Linked DNA regions of Mus musculus: region 1 is linked to region 2. Evidence: chromatin loops called from intact Hi-C (ENCODE). Cell type or tissue: heart. All regions are shown on one strand.

Region 1 (2,500 bases), 140 kb before region 2:
GTCAGGCATGTTTGCACATGCCTTTAATCCTAGCCCTCAGAAGGTGGCTGTTTCCTTCCACATAATGAGATCTTTTCTCAAAAAAAGAAAGAAAGAAAGAGAGAGGGAGGGAGGGAGGGAGGGAGGGAGGGAGGGAGGGAGGGAGGGAGGGAGGGACGGAGGGAGGGAAAAAGCCTACCTTGGAAAGAGGTCAGTGATGAATAGTAAAAGGTCTGACTTCCGAGGTCGCCTCCCAGCAGCCTACATCCCCAGCTGCTTACCTCTCTCCCATCATGCTCTAGTAGTGCTATCATGGGCAAACACAGTAGCTGACATGCAGTGATGTCTCCATTCTGTCTTCCCTGACAAGTCCAGAGAAGGCACTGGTTGGCATCCAACAGCTTGGTCACAAGGGATTTGGTTGTTGGGAGTGCTGGCGTCCTTGGCTATGATCTGACATTTTAAGCTGAGACCTCTTATTTTAAACACCCCATAGCATCTAATTGTGTATATGGAATTCTGATGCTTCCTTTTGTAAATTATGCCTGCAGTGGCCCTGTCTTTTCTCACTTTAAGTACAGACTGACTTTCAGTGGCATGAATAAAAGAAAGTCCTGTCTTTGTTACTTTGAGTTAGACGTGGTGCGGTACACCTGTTAATCCCAGCACTGGAGAGCCGGAGGCAAGAGCTTTTAAAACATCCTCCTCCTGCTTCCTCCTCTCTGCTTTTTTGGATTTCAAGGCTTTACAGAATTCAGTGCTGTTTCTAAGGTTGGGTTTGTATTTCTCTTTAGTAGAAGATTGCCTTGACCCCTTCCAGTGCTGGGGTCTAGAGCCTTGTATGTGCTAGACAGTGCTCCACCACTGAGCTATATCCCAAAGTCTTACTGTGTTGCCCAGGCTGATTTTGAGTTTACAGATTCCAGGAATTCAAGTACTGGGACTGTGTATGTAATACCTGCCTTTATCTTTGTGGTCTTGGTTCCTGTGTCATGCAGCTTTCTATCACTTGTGACAGACCTAAGTAAGACAGAACAAAATAGTTGACATCAGCAGCTCAACTCGGGTTTCAGAAGCTTAGCTTGTGATGGCACATTGCATCGTGTATCTGAGGAACCTGTTTGCCTCATGGGGAGAGTCAGAGAGCAAAACAGGAAAGTCCAGGGCCCCGATCTTGGGGTGAGGGAAGTATATTCATTGTGTTATCTTCCCGCTGGGCCACAGACTAGAGGCCAAGCCTGAACACATTAGTCTTTGGGTGCCATTCACGATCAAGTTAAAGCAATACCTCATCTCTTGGCAGCACCCAGAAATAGCTTCTAGAAGATGCCAAAAAGATGCACCTCCTTGGTTCAGAAATGTGGCTTCTTTGATTGAGTCTGAGTCAGTGAAGGTGTGCTCCTTGTGCCATCTTTCTTTTCTCTGACTTTCTGTGAAGATTTCAGGGCCTGCTGAGACTGACTCTGGAGCTCCTCTAGGAAGGCAGTATGTAATCCCAAGTCTCACCCTGGCTCTGTCCTCTCTTGTAGCACACACTCACAGGCCACAGCGGGAAAGTCCTCTCTGCCAAGTTCCTGCTGGACAATGCACGGATTGTCTCAGGAAGTCACGACCGGACCCTCAAACTCTGGGATCTCCGCAGCAAAGTCTGTGAGGAAATGCAGTCTCTCTGTGTGTTTATGTAGAGAATAGCGGTGAGGTGATGCTCCACAGCAGTTAGAACCCCGGTTCCTTTCAGTCTGAGGAGCGCTGGGGTAGTGAGGGTTGTTTTCTGCTTGAGGTCTCATTTCATTTTGTGATTTTGGGGGCTTGGTGGTCAAGAGTGTAGTAGCTATATTATATATGTTCCAGTCATGTGGTTGCCTTTGATTGATGGTGTTTGGTTTTCTTTCAGGCATAAAAACAGTGTTTGCAGGATCCAGCTGCAATGACATTGTTTGCACTGAACAATGTGTAATGAGTGGACATTTTGACAAGAAAATTCGTTTCTGGGATATCCGGTATGATGCCTTAAGAGCTTGGTGGGAGGCTGGTGAGAGAACATATAAAGAGCTGCGAGCATGCTTTGTGTGGGGCTGTCCTCACACTCGGGGACTGGCAGAGCTCCAGGACAGCTGGGTCTGGGCTGTGCTATTCTTTATACAAAGTAGTCTTCTGGGTCCAGCGTCATTTACTGTGTACCAGATGCTCTGCCAGCTGTAAGATGAGAAGATGCTCGCTCCCACCTTCAGGCAGATTAAGATGAAACAGGGAAGACAGTATAAGCAATGAGCACCGTGGGATGTTCCTGTAGTGGAGACAGGAATTAGTCTGGAGAAGCCAATGGACTTTATGAGACAGAAAGTCACTGAAAGACAGGCCCACCCAGAACAGCTTGGTGCAGCTGACAGTAAGGGGTGCATGTGCCAATGAGATGGGGTGAGTGGACATCAGATGTCCACCTGCTTTACAAGCCACTTGGGATGCTTGATGTTCGAGCTGTGTGTGGTAAGAGAAGAAAGCGATGGCTTTGTGTAGTGTG
Region 2 (2,500 bases):
CATATCTGGGCTTAGCCACATGGAACAGGGTGTCCCCTCAGTGTAGGACAGAGAAACCCGTCATTTGTCTTTTAAAGTGCACTCATTTCCCTGGCTTCCCATTCTTCTACAGCTTACGGTTATTTCAGAAGTTTGACACCTTCCGGATTCTGGTTTGTGGCGGGGATGGCAGTGTTGGCTGGGTCCTCTCTGAAATCGATAGCCTCAACCTTCACAAACAGGTACTACAAACAGGTGTTGAGGGGCACCCCACTGTGATGGATGAATGGGAAAATCATGTAGGTTAAGGGAGCTGTAAAAACAACTTGGCATCAGGCTCCATGTGGGGGATGAGTATGGGGGCTGTAGTCCCCTAAGCGCCACCTCTTTCCTGGGAGGTGATGTACCTAATTGCTAGATGCCTCTGTCTTAAGAGGAGAGGAAGAATCTTCAACCTCTATAAAGTTTGAGTTGCAGTTCATTGAACCTAATTGCCTAGTTTTTAACACTAAAATAAAGATATATTATCCTGATTTCTTCCTGTGTTCATTGATTTTTTTACCCTCAGTCCTTCTTTTTGGCAATTAGCCGTTGTGCCTACTGTCATAGCCGTCACTCAGATTGTGTCAAAATGCAGCCTGCTAGTTGGTTACTGAACTGTTGAAATAGCAGTATGTGTGGATTTCCGTATTCTGCTCCAGGAACAGCTCAGAGTGGCAGTTTTCCATGGGATGTAGTGGGAGGACCTGAGTTAGCACTTTTCCCCTCATGCAGGAGCTCGAGGACTGTGACAACCTTGCAGAAATCCTGTTCACATTATGGAATCTTCTCTTTTGAGGAGCCCCTTATTTAAATTTTTAGTGCCAAATTGCACTTGTCAGGGATGCTCCAGTTCACATTCCAGGTGACATGGGACCTTGCCTTGCCTTGTCTTGCTCAGGTGTGTAAACAGAAAGTGTTCATTTTACAGTAACGTCAAGGGCAGCCTTATTGGAATGCTGTTTTAAACCAATCCCCTGCTCATGGTTTTTACGTCTGTCAGTAAAGATCAGCTTTTTTCCTGCCAGGCGGTGGTGGCGCGTGCTTTTAAGCCCAACGCTTAGGAGACAGAGAGGCAGGTGGATCTCTGTGAATTCCAAGTCAGCCTGGTCTACAGAGTTCCAGGATAGCCAGGGCTACACAGAGGAATACGGTCTTGAAATGACAACAACACAACAAAACAAAACAAACATATTTCCCTAGTTTTCTGGCTTATCATTTTTATTTTCTTTATGATTTTTTGTTGTTGTTGTTCTTTAGTTTTCAGTGATTTTGTGTTCATTGTCTAGTTTTACTCACCAATCATAATTTGTGTATTGTCTGGAGAAGAGACGGTCCAGGGTTTACTGATAGCCACACCATAACTCTAGGAAAAGCTTCAGCACCCCCCAGTGGTGGGACTATAGTTACAGTTTTGTTGATTGGCTTTTGAGCTGAATGTTTGTTTGGCTTGCAGAAATGCTATGAATGTGGTTCTGGTACTCAGTCAAGTTCTGTAAACACTTGTCTCCTATGGCTTCTTTGTGCTTCTTGGAGCTCTGTGTACTCTCTCCTGCACCCCTAGCTTCCCCAGCCCTCTATGGGGTAGTGTTTCTTCCCCTGGCCTCTAGTACATGCTATATGGTCAAACTTCATGGGTCCCACTCTCATCTTTCACACTTTTCCTATGGGGAAAGCTTGTGACTCACTGGAGTTTGATGCCATGCCAATTTGGGGGACACTCTGGGGTTTCTGGGTATTGTAATGTTGCAGGTTTCCAACCTTGCTTTTCACTCAGCTCCTACTTTGCCCGAAAGTCTTCATGCATTCAAGACCCAAGGAGAAGCCCCCAACTATTCCTGATATCTTCGTCTTCCTTTTTCCCTACTTCAAGCTAGTTGCTGGCTTGCCCACATGATCCCAGCCTTCTTGTATCTTCCTTAGTCTGGGCCATCCATAGGCTGCTGAGAGTAACCCTCCCTAGGACAGTTATAACCCTTGGTCCTCCCTGCTGACAGCAGACTTTACTAGACCCCATATTTGCCCCTTCCTTCTCTGTTCTGCCTTCTTCCCTTACTTTTGCCCTCTGTTAAGTCTAGGAGGAGATAGCAGGGCTAGGGGCAATTTAGGAAACCACTACCTTACAGGTAAATACAGGACACAGACTAGGTCTTGTATGTTCAGACAGCCTTAGCATGGCTTCTGATAGGACCTATAAGTTGGGGGGTGGGGGGGGGTGACTTTTAGTGGTGTGGCATCAATGAGTGAGATGTACAGTAGGGTAGAGAGATGTTTGAGGAGTTATAGATTGACTCTTTAGGTCTGAGTATTTCAGTGTCTTTGGGAAGGGAGGGGTTATAGAAACCAGCAAGGTTTGATTGCCAAGACATGTTGAATAAGTGAGGAAGGGCTGGGGATCCTGGTATCTGCTGGTGATCACAAAGCCCATCTGTCCCCTCTAGTGGGCTCTACTGAGAAGGTACAGGCCACATACTTCAAATCA

Evidence for each region. Peaks named below come from ENCODE experiments on the same cell type or tissue, not always from the same donor. Only the 100,000 strongest peaks of a DNase experiment are listed, where the experiment ranks them.
Region 1: a loop joins it to region 2, with 2.8 times the contacts of the local background. A loop is called at or near these places in 19 of 42 quality-filtered maps.

Annotation. Positions count from the first base shown.
Region 1 is chr1:87,784,368-87,786,867 of GRCm38, forward strand. Atg16l1 (autophagy related 16-like 1 (S. cerevisiae)) reads left to right here. Exons shown (of 18, transcript NM_029846.4): 13 at 1,509-1,629; 14 at 1,874-1,979. It also overlaps Scarna6. Among named protein-coding and RNA genes, the nearest start is that of Sag, 18 kb to the right of the region's middle. In heart, no CTCF peak of the experiment used is centred here; DNase peaks (open chromatin) are centred at 1,564 and 2,094.
Region 2 is chr1:87,921,461-87,923,960 of GRCm38, forward strand. Dgkd (diacylglycerol kinase, delta) reads left to right here. Exons shown (of 30, transcript NM_177646.3): 10 at 113-221. Among named protein-coding and RNA genes, the nearest start is that of Gm19582, 68 kb to the left of the region's middle. In heart, a CTCF peak has its summit at 1,409 (motif pointing left); no DNase peak of the experiment used is centred here.